Regions from separate parts of the Homo sapiens genome. Here region 2 is linked to region 1. Evidence: chromatin contacts called from ENCODE Hi-C data. All regions are on one chromosome and are shown on one strand. The core of a region is the stretch at or near the end of the contact, and the rest is flanking DNA. Distances in the headings are between cores, read along the strand shown. Region 1 overlaps RAP1GAP (RAP1 GTPase activating protein). Region 2 overlaps CELA3A (chymotrypsin like elastase 3A).

The links. Hi-C counts contacts between places; a loop is a spot of excess contacts on that map. Pooled maps may share reads with other maps.
Region 2: a pooled map shows a loop between it and region 1 (2.2-fold over the local background). The contact joins two enhancer-like sites. A Hi-C loop is called at or near these places in 2 of 50 pooled maps.

The regions. Positions count from the first base shown.
Region 1 is chr1:21,655,520-21,662,100 of GRCh38, forward strand. All of the region lies in intron 1 of RAP1GAP (RAP1 GTPase activating protein), which reads right to left. Among named protein-coding and RNA genes, the nearest start is that of RAP1GAP, 11 kb to the right of the region's middle. RefSeq lists silencers at 3,837-3,996, 4,067-4,116. Within about 2 kb of position 3,717, at least 2 of the 41 ENCODE cell types and tissues checked have a DNase peak (open chromatin) inside an H3K27ac peak, as active enhancers do.
Region 2 is chr1:22,003,000-22,009,555 of GRCh38, forward strand. CELA3A (chymotrypsin like elastase 3A) reads left to right here. Exons shown (of 8, transcript NM_005747.5): 2 at 4-89; 3 at 2,448-2,545; 4 at 2,663-2,797; 5 at 3,879-4,015; 6 at 4,374-4,516. Among named protein-coding and RNA genes, the nearest start is that of CELA3A, 4.6 kb to the left of the region's middle. Within about 2 kb of position 2,517, at least 2 of the 41 ENCODE cell types and tissues checked have a DNase peak (open chromatin) inside an H3K27ac peak, as active enhancers do.

The sequences.
Region 1 (6,581 bases), core at 2,467-4,966:
ACTGCTCCGCAGTCAGCACGGGGTGCTTGCTGACTGGCACTGGGAAGTCACTGCCATCGTTGAAGGAGTTTGAGCCCCCTTCTTCCTTGGCCTCCAGCCTCTTACCTAGAAAACAGTGCCAGGCTGCTTTCCAGGGTCCAGGCCCTCCCTCTGAGAGGAAGCCTCCCCTTTGGGCCTCCTAGATTTGTACCCAAGTTGTTCAAACAGCTGCCAGACTGTAGAGGAAGAGAGAAGAGCACCGGGTGGAGGGTTGCAGAGCTGCCTTTCCAAGTTCACCTCTTGTTGAACTCTGGGTGTTCCACCTACCTACCTCCAGCTCCCCCTTTCCAGGGAGATGGAAGGGGAGAGGGAGGAGCAAACCCTGGGAAGATCTCAGGTCTGGGCTCTAGGTGGGGCTGGTGGAGCCAACACTTGCCAGGGCCTCCAATAGCCTCCTCCCCTCCCCGAGTCATACTCATTCAGGATATCTGCCCCAGGCCTCTTGGGCAGGAGAGGAGGCGTCTGGGCTTCCTGCCCTGGCCCAGGCAGCCTCTTGTGTGGCTTTGCATTAATCAGTTTTCCTCGCTGGGCCTCAGTTTGCTCATATGTTAAACCCCTATTCTCACTTTGCTGGGTTAAAGACCTAACAGTGGGCTGGGCGCGGTGGCTCACGCCTGTGATCCCAGCATTTTGGGAGGCTGAGGCAGGTGAATCATGAGGTCAGGAGTTCGAGATCAGCCTGATCAACATGGTGAAACCCCGTCTCTATTAAAAATACAAAAATTAGCTGGGCGTGGTGGCACCCAGCTACTCAGGAGGCTGAGGCAGGAGAATCGCTTGAACCCAGGAGGCAGAAGTTGCAGTGACCAAAGATCACACCACTGCACTGCAGCCTGGGTGACATAGCAAGACTCCATCTAAAAAAAAAAAAAAAAAAAAAAAAAAAAAAAAAAAAAGACCTAACAACGGAAAGATACATTTGCCTTGAGAGAATTCTGCTAGCTCTGAAAGTATCATTATCCTTACTTTGCCTGTGGCCTTTCTAGCCAAGCCACACCAACCCAATCCCAGGAAGCTTCTGGAAAAAGAGTCTCCTGGGGGTTCCCCAGCCCCTGGGAAGGGAGGGAAGAGTGGGTGTGACTTGGCTCACAGCCCTTCCCTAGGCAGCTGGCCAGTGAGGTTACTGAGCCAGCCTCTGCCCTGGCTCTGAGACTCCTGCTCTATTCAATGGGTTTCTGAAACCCCTGCCTACTTAAAGGGACCCCATCAGGGACCAGGAAAATCTGGCCTGGCCAGAATACCTGCCCCCACTCAGGCCCTACCCCTGAGGATGTGTTTCTCATCTCCATGCAGATCATGTGGCTTGAAAGGCCCTGGAAGCAAAGCCCTTCTGGAGGCAGCACCCAGGTGTACGGTCTTTCATTCCTTCCCCCATTCATTCAGTATTGAGCACCCACTGTGTGGCTGACACTGTATTGAGCACCCACTGTGTGGCTGACACTATTCAGACACTGGCGATAGAGTCTGAACAAGACAGACAAGGTCTCTGGTAGACCTGTGTGCACAACTGCACACAAACTTTCCCAGGTCACACATGCACTTGGCCTAGTACCGTGCCACGCACATGCAAAGAGTCATCTAACTCATGCCTGTAGAGATCACATCAAGATCAAATGCATGCAGACAGGCTCACATGAACATCAGCCCCCATGCTGCAAACCCACAAGTACGTGCACATGCAAAGGTCAACTCCAGCTCCCACCCTTAGGTCCCCCATCAGTGCACATGCACCTACTGACTCCGGCTGCGTTAGTACATGCATGTAAATACACACTGATGACAGCACATACAGGCACAGGAATCTCAGGCCCACACATCCTTACTCAAATCACATTATTTATGTTCATACAATATACACAGACAGATGTGTACACACCTCACAAACACGCATGGAGCATCCAGCTAACTACTGGGAAGAAATAAAGGTAGGAGACAGAATGGCTCTTTGGGGGTCAGAGAAGAGTGCAATTGCTGCATCTCCAGGATTGCAGAGTGGAGGCCAAGACACCTCTCATGTATTACAGGCTGGTGTCTAGCCGGCCAGCCCCCATCTCCTACCTCCACTGCTATGGGCGTGGCCCTCCCAGCCCATTTTCGGGGCAGTTGGACAAAGCTGGGAGACTGCTTGAGGCCCAGAGCTCCCCTCAGGAAGCTGGGCTGGCGGAGTCCTGACCTGGGGAGACCTGCCTGTGGCCCCAGCTCTGCTGGCAACCCACCATTTCTCATCACAAGTGCCTTCCCACTTCTGGCCTCTGCTGGTTCATCTATAATGGGGGGAGAGAGTTTCCCAACAGTTCCTTATGATACCACCCTCCCAGGAGGCCAACCAGTCTGGGACTCTGAGAGCCCCTCTCCACCCCGACAAGGCCCTCATTGAGGCAGTGGCTCTCAACAAGGGTGGCTCTGCCCCCCAGAGGGCGCCAGGGTGGTTTCAGTCCTCAGAAATGACGGGGTCGCCACTGTCATTCAGTGGGTGGGGGACAGGAAAGCTACGCTGGTGAGAGTCCCACTTCAGGAGATTTGTTGTTCATCAGATATCCTCCTAGATATTCAAGTGGGTAAAAAGCCCGGGTAACCCATCCTAGAACCTAACTCTGGTTTACAAATGAATATTTTTTGGTGTGGCTTTAATCCATAATACATTTTTCAAAGGTGCAGCTACTGAAGTCATTCTGAACTAGAGGTCAGGTACAGCGACATGACTTTCTGCTCTTAAATCTAAGGGTAGGCCGGGCTCAGTGGCTCACATCTGTAATCCCAGCACTTTGGGAGGCTGAGGCGGGTAGATCACCTGAGGCCAGGAGTTCGAGACCAGCCTGACCAATATGGTGAAACCTTGTCTCTACTAAAAATACAAAAATTAGCCAGGTGTGGTGGCATGCGCCTGTAGTCTCAGCTACTCAGGAGGCTGAGACAGGAGAATTGCATGAACCCAGGAGGCGGAGGTTGCAGTGAGCTAAGATCACAGCACTACACTCTAGCCTGGAGTTTTTGAGACTCTGTCTCAAAAAACAAAAACAAAAACAAAAAATCTAAGGGTAGGCTGGGCAAGGTGGTTCACACCTGTAATCCCAGCACCTTGAGAGGCTGAGGTGAGAGGACTGCTTAAGCCCAGAAGTTCGAGACCGGCCTGGTAACAAAGCAAGACTCCATCTCTATTACGATAATTTTAATTTTTTTAAATCTAAGGGTATATTTTTAATAAATAGGTGCCCAAGGCTGGTTACTTCTTTGGCTCTTGTGGTGTGGTCATGCCACAGCATTCATGTAGGGAGGTGGAGGGCCTTTTTCATCTCTTATGCCAGTATATAGTTGGTTTTTGAAGTCAGGTGTGTAGGCAGGCTTATTTCCTAGGAATATCATGACAGGAAAATGAAGAACGCTTTTTTTTTTTTTTTGAGACGGAGTTTTGCCCTTGTCGCCCAGGCTGGAGTGCAATGGCGCGATCTCGGCTCACCGCAACCTCCACCTCAGTAGCTGGGATTACAGGCATGCACCATCAGGCCCAGCTAATTTTTGTATTTTTAGTAGAGTCGGGGTTTTTCCATGTTGGTCAGGCTGGCCTCGAACTCCCGACCTCAGGTGATGCGCCCGCCTTAGCCTCCCAAAGTGTTGGGATAACAGGCGTGAACCACAGTGCCCGGCCGAAGAACGCTTTTTAAAACGTGTTCTCTAATGGGTCCGGGAGTCCGCCGCGGTCTCGGGCGCCACCAATTGGCCGTCATAAGAACTGCAGGCGACGGCCGCCCGGGCTCCAGGACCAGGGACAGCGCCCCGGGAGCATCTCAGAGAAGGGTGGGGACCCGGAGCCGCCGGGACAGCGCCCCCAGTCACCGGCCGCGCGCTCGCCACCCCCCGCACTTCCTCACCCCTCCCTTACATGGAGGCGGCCCCAGCGCCCGTCCTCGCCCTCTCCCCGGCGCCAGGCGCCGCCGCACGTCTCCCAGCTCACAAGGGCGCACCTGCGCCCGCCCACTGTGCTCTCGCCGCCCCCTCCCGCGGGACCCGTTCTCTCGGTGCGCAGATCACGGGGCCGCACCTACGCGTTCCGGGATCTCTGTGATCCTGACAACAGCCCCGTGAGGCTGATCCTGCAAGAGTTACATGTCTGCCATGGCTGACGGGGGAAATTGAGGTGTGCAAACAGAGCAGATCCAGCTCTTCCGAGCTCTTCGGGACCTCAGTCCCTATCACCCGTGCGCTGCAGCTCAGTGGCACAGCCCCTTCTAGTTCCCGAGGCCCTGTGCCAAGTGCTTTCATCCAGTCCTTAAACCCACCCTGTAAATTAGGTACAATCATCTTCCCCATTTCACAGATCAGGAAGCCAAGGTCCCAGAGGCTGAGTGGCTTGCCTAAGGATCAGTGGATGCAGATATGGCTACAAAACCTCTCTGAGGTCTTCACACTGCTCTGAGTCACTGTGAGGGACGCTCCTGCCAGGGAAAAAGTCCTTCCAACAGTACACACTGCCCTGCCCTGGCTGCTCTGTCCTGGTATCCTCGGGCTTGAATGCCTTCTGGGATAGGATGCGGGCATGGAGCCTCAAGATCTCTCACAGAGGAACCCAATCTCCCCATCCTCACAAGCTTTAGCCTCACAAAGCACCTCCCCAAGACACACAGTAGGTGCTTAATAACCCGTTGCTTGGCTGAAGCCCTGCCTTCCAGGAACCAGGGCTCTAAATGCATAACTACACAGCCTGGATACAGAGCAGGGCAGTGTGAGCCAGTGAGGAAGGGCACAGGCTCAAGAGGGCTGGACAGAGTGGGTTCCAACTCAGCTATATATATTTATTGAGACAGTCTCGCTCTGTCACCCAGGCTGGAGTGCAATGGCACGATCTTGGCTCACTGCAACCTCTGCCTCCAGGGTTCAAGCGATTCTCTCGCTTCAGCCTCCTGAGTAGCCGGGACTACAGGCACCCGCCACCATGCCCGGCTGATTTTTGTATTTTTAGTAGAGATGGGGTTTCACCATTTTGGCCAGGCTGGTCTTCAACTCCCAACCTCAAGTGGTCCTCCCGCCTCAGCCTCCCAAAGTGCCAGGATTACAGGCAAGAGCCACTGCACCCAGCCCCGACTCAGTCTTGAGCTGTGACCGTCAGCCTTAGTTTCCAATCTGGAAAATGGAGATGATACTAGCTCTTAGCTCACAGAGTGATGGCGTGTTAAACAAGGTGATGCACACAGACACCTTAGCATGGTGCCTTGTGCTCACGAACGGCTTGCACGGTGGTGGCTGTTAACACTGTTGCCAGTAGGGTCTTCTTTGGGATACACAAAGCCCAGGAGCCCTAGCTGAGTCATGCCTTCATTTACCCCAGGGGTAAATCAGGTGGGCAGGAGAAGCAGAGGAAGAGGCTGCAAATGTAGTTGGGCTGAGCTGGGGACAGGAGGAGGAGGGAGATGGCTGGGGCGCGGTGGCTCATGCTTGTAATAATCCCAGCACTTTGAGAGACTGAGGCAGGTGGATCGCCTGAGGTCAGGAGTTCGAGAACAGCCTGGCCAATATGGCAAAACCCCATCTCTAGTAAAAATACAAAAATTAGCTGGGCGTAGTGGTGCATGCCTGTAGTCCTGGCTACTCAGCAGGCTGAGGCACAAGAATCGCTTGAATCCAGGAGGCCGAGGTTGCACTGAGCTGAGATCGCACCACTGCACTCCAGTCTGGGCAACAGAGCAAGACTCTGTCTCCAAAAAAAAAAAAAAAGGAGGGAGACGCAGCCATTCTTGGTGGAGGCAGAGAGCTTAGCAGTGTCTGAGACTCCCTGCCTCATGACCTAATCTCTGACCCTCAACCCTGATCAGCTCTATAGTCTCCTTGTTTTAGTGAGCACTCCATAAATGTTCAATGAATGAATGATGGCCTACGTTGACTATGAACATAAAGAAACAGAAAGTCAACTTTAGTCCTATCATAATATACATAAGGCCTGGCATCAGTATGGGTTTGGAATCACATGGACCTGTGCTTAAATTCCTGCTCTGCCACTTCCTGGCTTGTGACTTTGGTCCATTTTCATAACCTCTCAAAGCCTCAGCTTCTTCATCTGTAAAAGAGGATGGCAATGATAATAAAAGTACTTACCGCATAGGATTGTTCTTAGGATTCAGTGTAAACTGCTCACCCCTGGCACATAGTAGGCACACAATAAATGGAGACTGTCTTTAGTACTATTACTGGACACGTGCAAGGACAGCTGTGAGCTGAGCCAGGAAATCTGTGTTCTAAGCCTAGTGCCACCAATGGCTCACAATGTGACTGTGGGCAGCTCCCCAGTTTTCTTCTCTGAATAATGAGGCCCCTCCAAGGGCCCTTCTCAATCTGATTTTCTGGGGCAGCATAGCCCCCATGTGCATGGTGGGCAGAGAAGTCTCTTGGAAACAGCTCTGCCCACCAGTCTGTCTCTTCCAGACCACGCCACTGAAGGGCGTGGTGTTCCCGTGACAGGGAGGAGGCAGGCATCACTGGGAATCTCAGAACCTCATCTGATACTTGCCCTGGCCCCATACAGACCTCTCAGGACCAGCCCCACTCCAATG
Region 2 (6,556 bases), core at 1,267-3,766, 350 kb after region 1:
TAGCCTCAGGCTATGGCCCACCTTCCTCTCACTCTTCCAGCCGCGTTGTCCATGGTGAGGATGCGGTCCCCTACAGCTGGCCCTGGCAGGTAAGAGCAATAGCAGCTGCCCTCATTCCCACCGTGGGCTCTGGACCCTAAGCTCTAATGGCGTGGCATCCAGCCTTGACACCATTGCTCCCTTTGCAATGTCCACTTCAGCTTCCAAAGACCAGGCAGCCCTTGGACCATCTACTTCACGGGGAGGTTTTGCCCGTTTCATCTGTAACCCTCACTGGGCTATTTGCAACTTAAAATTGGAATCGGGGGTGAAGGAAATGCTAAACTCAAGGAGTTGGCACACTGATGGTGGAATTTCAGGCACTGTGTTGACGAAGTGAGATTTTGAGAGACTCATTTCTAGATTCCTAGGATGATACTACAGGGCTTTGAGGTCTGAAAGCAATAAGGGAGTGAGGGATCTTGTAAGGCCAGTGGAGGGAAGCTCAGAAGGCTGGACTTGATGTGCTGTGGCTATTTAAATTTAATTAAATTAGGCCAGGTGCGGTGGCTCACGCCTGTAATCCCAGCTACTCAGGAGGCTGAGGCAGGAGAATCCCTTGAACCTGGGAGTTGGAGGTTGCAGTGAGACAAGATTGCACCACTGCACTCCAGCCCCGGGCAACAGAGTGAGACTCTGTCTCAAAAAAAAAAATTAAATTAAATTATTATTACTATTATTATTGAGACAGAGTTTCACTCTTGTTGCCCAGGCTGAAGTGCAATGGCACAATCTTGGCTCACTGCAAACTCTGCCACCCGGGTTCAAGCAATTCTCCTACCTCACCTCCCAAGTAGCTGGGATTACAGGCACGCGCCACCAAGCCCGGCTAATTTTGTATTTTTAGTAGAGACAGGGTTTCACTGTGTTGGCCAGGCCAGTCTGGAGCTTCTGACCTCAGGTGATCCACCTGCCTCGGCCTCTCAAAGTGCTGGGATTACAGGTGTGAGTCACTGCACCCAGCTGAAATTTACTTACATTAAAAATGTTAACAATTCATTTCCTCAGTGCTTTTTTCTTTTCTTTTCTTTTCTTTGTTTTTTTTTTTTTTGAGACAGGGTCTTGCTGTGTTGCCCAGGCTGGAGTGCAGTGGTGTGATCTCAGCTTACTGCAGCCTTGACCTCCTAGGTCCAAGCAATAATCCCACCTCAGCCTCCTGTGTAGCTAGGACTACAGGCATGCGCCACCATGCCCAGCTAATTTTTATACATTGTTGTAGAGATGGGGTCTCACTATGTTGCCCAGGCTTGCCTCGAACTTCTGAGCTCCAGTGATCCTCCTGTCTTGACCTCCCACAGTGCTGGGATTATAGGCGTAAGCCACCATGCTTGGCCTGCTTGCCACATTTCAAATGTTCAATAGTCACATGTGGCTAGTGGCTACCATATTGGACAGCAAAGATATAGAACATTCCCATGATTATGGGAAGTTTTATCGGAGAGGGTCAGCAGGCTTATTCTGTAAATGGCCAGAGAGTGAATATTTTAGGTTATTTGATGGTTTGGATAGTAATGACTTGACTGTGCCATGGTAGCATGAAAGCAGACACAAACAATACAGAAATGAATGTGACTATTTCCAGGACATCTTTATTACAAAAACAGACCAGAAGCCTGATGTGCCCCACTGTCCACAGTTTGCTAACCCTGGTCTAGATGGAGCTTTTGAAAATCAGAATGTGTAGGAAATGGGAAGAGAGGCAAAGAACTCATCAGGGTGAGCTGTGCTTCAGAAGGCTCAAGAGGCCTTGAAAGAGCTGAGGTTCAAAAGAGTCAGGGGGGCTGGGCGCGGTGGCTCACGCCTGTAATCCCAGCACTTCGGGAGGCCGAGGTGGGCAGATCACCTGAGGTGAGGAGCTCGAGACCAGCCTGGCCAACATGGTGAAACTCCGTGTCTACTAAAAATACAAAATTAGCCAGGCACGACGGCAGGTGCCTGTAATCCCGGTTACTGTGGAGGCTGAGACAGGAGAATCGCTTGAACCCGGGAGGCGGAGGTTGAAATGAGCTGAGATTGCCACCATTGCACTCCAGCCTGGGGAACAAGAGCAAAACTCCATCTCAAAAAAAAAAAAAACTCACAGGGCGAGGGGTGCGTGATAGAACAGAGGGCCTTCAAGGGCTGTTAAGAGACAGAAGGTAGAGAATGTTGGGGTCCCCAGGGAGGTCATAGTGCTGGTGTGGGGAGGCTTTGGAGAATCAGAATGTGACCCCCATGGAAAAGTGATAGGGCCACCACGGGCAGCTGCCCAGGTCGCAGGTTGTATGCTGCATATTTCAGTGGGTGCTCTCGTTTTCCATGTGAATGGCGCCCTCTAGAGTTGCACAGTGCACAACCTATACAGCCATTGGTGGCAACTCTCATGGTGGGGCCCAGCCCACTGAGGCCCTTTCCTCCTGGGCCACCAGGTTTCCCTGCAGTATGAGAAAAGTGGAAGCTTCTACCACACGTGTGGCGGTAGCCTCATCGCCCCCGATTGGGTTGTGACTGCCGGCCACTGCATCTCGTGAGTTCTCTACCCTGTCCCTGCCTGTGGCCCTGGGCAGCGGGGGAGAGTGGGTGATGATGGGGAAGGAGGGAGGTGAGCCAGTCAGGCCCCGACTGACCTCACCTCTGCCTGCAGGAGGGATCTGACCTACCAGGTGGTGTTGGGTGAGTACAACCTTGCTGTGAAGGAGGGCCCCGAGCAGGTGATCCCCATCAACTCTGAGGAGCTGTTTGTGCATCCACTCTGGAACCGCTCGTGTGTGGCCTGTGGGTGAGTGAATGCTCCGGTCTGGAACCCAGGGGCTCCTCTACTTGTCCCTCCATGACCCACAGCCAAGTCTGAGTAGGCTCCAACTCTGAGTAGGGACGTAGGGACATAGGGACATAGGGACAGGGGAGCTGAGTCCAGCAGCCTGTGCCCAGGTCCCACACACTGAGGATTGAAGCCAGCAGAGCCTTTAAGGACCATCACCACCAAACCTGTCTCCCTACAGAGGGGATGGCAGTGTTCAGGGAGGGGCAGGAACTCTGCCAAGGCCACTTGGCTAGTGGCTTCAGAGCTCAGGGTTCCTCTGGCATCCTTCCCCCATATCCGAGGGTTTCTCCATTCAATAGATGGCTCACCCAGTGCATCCTGGGCTCCCAGCACTATGGGCAAAAGGAGGAGCACTGGGCTGAGAGTCAGGCTCTGGCATTAACTCTGTGTATGGCCTGAGCAAGTCACTGGCCTTCTCTGGGCCTTAGTTTTGCCATTTGTCAAAAGGTGACCATGAAGTTGGGCTTCCTGGGTGGTGTGAAGGCCAAGGAGACAATCTTATGCCTTTCAAGTGTATGAAAAAATCTTAACAAATATTAGCCAGGCGTGGTGGCATGAGCCTGTAATCCCAGCTACTGGAAAGGCTGAGGCAGGAGAATCACTTGAACTCGGGAGGCGGAGGCTGCAGTGAGCCAAGATCATGCCACTGCACTCCAGCCTGGGCAACAGAGCGAGACTCTGACTCAAAAATAAATAAATGAATAAATAAAATTCCTCAGCCTTAAGAACGATTTGGGCCAGGTATAGTGGCTCATGCCTGTAATTCCAGCACTTCAGGAGGTGAAAGCAGGAGGATCCCTTGGCCCAGGAGGCTGCAGTGAGCTATGATTGTGACACTGCACTCCAGCCTGGGCAACAGACCGAGACTCTGTCTCAATAATAATAATAATAATAATAATAATGATGATGAAAGAGTGGATTTGGAGGGTAAAGAAGTTGGGGCATCTCAGAGGTGGAATAGCCTGGAGCAACGGCTAGAAGGTAGGACTTGGGCCGGCTGGAGGACCAGGCCCCGTGACTGTTCCCTCCTCCCCAGCAATGACATCGCCCTCATCAAGCTCTCACGCAGCGCCCAGCTGGGAGATGCCGTCCAGCTCGCCTCACTCCCTCCCGCTGGTGACATCCTTCCCAACAAGACACCCTGCTACATCACCGGCTGGGGCCGTCTCTATAGTACGTGCTGACTTCTCTAGCTGGCCACAGAGACAGTGGCAGAAAGACAGGGCCTGGGGGCTGCAGGTTGAAGGTAACACCAAGACCGGACCTTGTACTTTTCTCCCATTTCTCTCCAGCTGCAGCCTTCTTCCATCAACCTCCAAAACACGAATGTGGTCAATTGCACATGTTTTGGTATCTTCTGTGTGCCACGTGCTAGGGATGTAATGGTGCACAAAGCATGCAGGACCATTTAGCGGGTGGGAGGAGAGTCCTCATCAGGGCAGAAGAACTGTGGGCCTTGAATGCCCCCTTCCTCTGGGGCACCTAGCGGTGTGCCCCCAGACCCCTGACTCGGTGCTTTTTATCCTTGCAGCCAATGGGCCACTCCCAGACAAGCTGCAGCAGGCCCGGCTGCCCGTGGTGGACTATAAGCACTGCTCCAGGTGGAACTGGTGGGGTTCCACCGTGAAGAAAACCATGGTGTGTGCTGGAGGGTACATCCGCTCCGGCTGCAACGTGAGTCAGCTCTTACCTGCCCGAGGTGGTGCTGGGTGTGCAGGACCTTGGAATGGGGCCAACTGCCTGGAAGGTGGAGGAAGGATCTTGCCTGCTTGCCCCATTCAGCCTCCAGGCCAGGCAGGACTTGGAGGAAATCAGCGCAGTCCAGACACAGAGCCCAGGCCTGGGAGTCAGGACCCCCGGGTTGCAGTCTCAGCTCACACACTGACATGACTTGGGACAAGTCACTGTGTCTCCCTGGTCCTCAGGCTTCCGCATCAGCACAGCAGGAGATACTGGTCCCATGACCTCTAACGCAGGTCAATTCTGTGGTTCTAAAGTTATAATTAACCATTAAGAATACCATCATTGTTCTGGGCACAGTCCCTCCTGCCTATAATCCAAGTGCTTTGGGAGGCTGAGGTGGGAGGATTGCTTGAGGCTAGGAGTTTGAGACCAGCCTAGGTAATATAGTGAGATGCCCATCTACAGAAAAACTTTTTTTACTTAGTCAGGCATGGTGGCACTCGCCTGTAGTCCCAACTACTTGATAGGCTGAGGTGGGAGGATTGTTTGAGCCTGGGAGTTCAAGCTCACAGTGGCTATGATTTTTGCCACTGCACCCAAGCCTGGCGACACAGCAAGACGTTGTCTCTTTTTTTTTTTTTTTTGAGACAGGATCTTGCTCTGTTGCCCAGGCTGGAGTGCAGTAATGCCATCATAGCCCACTGTAGCCTTGCCCTCCTGGGCTCAAGCAACCCTCCAATGTCAGCCTCCCAAGCAGCCAGGAGTACAAGTGTGTGCCACAATGCCTAGCTAATTTTTAAATTTTTTGTAGAGATGAGGTCTCACCATGTTGCCCAGGCTGGTCTCTAACTCTTGGGCTCAAGTAATCCTCCTGCCTTGGCCTTCCAAAGTGTTATGTTTACAGATGTGAGCCACTTTCCTGGCCAAGACCTTGTCTAAGAAAAAAAAACAAAGGCTGGGCGCGGTGGCTCACGCCTGTAATCCCAGCACTTTGGGAGGCCGAGCCGGGCGGATCACGAGGTCAGGAGATCGAGATCATCCTGGCTAACATGGTGAAACCTCGTCTCTACTAAACACACAAAAAGTTAGCCGGGTGTGGTGGTGGGCGCCTGTAGTCCCAGCTACTCGGGAGGCTGAGGCAGGAGAATGGTGTGAACCCAGGAGTTGGAGCTTGCCGTGAGCCGAGATCGCGCCACTGCACTCCAACCTGGGTGACAGAGCGAGACGCTGACTCAGAAAAAAAAAAAATACTATCAAATACCCTCATTGTATTGTAATTGAGTATGAATTAATAATTAACTATGGTGCCACTAATAAGAACTATGTTTATCGAGTGCTTCTTCTCTACTGGATATCGTGCTAAGATCGTGCATCATCTCATGTAATTCCCTAGGCTCTTGGACAGATACTACTATTCCCTATCACAAATGAGTCAGCTGGCTGGGCGTGGTGGCTCACACCTATAATCCCTTTGGGAGGCCCCGGCAGGTGGATCACCTGAGGTCAGGACTTTGAGACTAACCTGGCCAACATGGTGAAATCCCATCTCTATTAAATATGGCTGGGTGCAGTGACTCACGCCTGTAATCCCAGCACTTCGGGAGGCTGAGGCGGGCGGATCACGTGGTCAGGAGATCGAGACCATCCTGGCTAACACGGTGAAACCCCGTCTCTACGAAAAATACAAAAATTAGCCGGGCGTGGTAGTGGGCACCTATAGTCCCAGCTACTTGGGAGGCTGAGGCAGGAGAATGGCGTGAACCCTGGAGGCAGAGCTTGCAGTGAGCTGAGATCCTGCCACTGTACTCCAGCCTGGGCGTCAGAGTGAGACTTCGTCTCTAATAAAAAATAAATAAATAAATAAACAAAAATTAGCCGGGTGTGGTGGCAGGTGCCTGTAATCCCAGCTACTTGGGAGGCTGAAGCAGGAGAATCACTTGAACCTGGGAGCCGGGAGACGGAGGTTGCAATGAGCCAAGCTTGCGCCACTGCACTCCAGCCTGGACAGCAGAGCGAGACTCCATCTAAAAA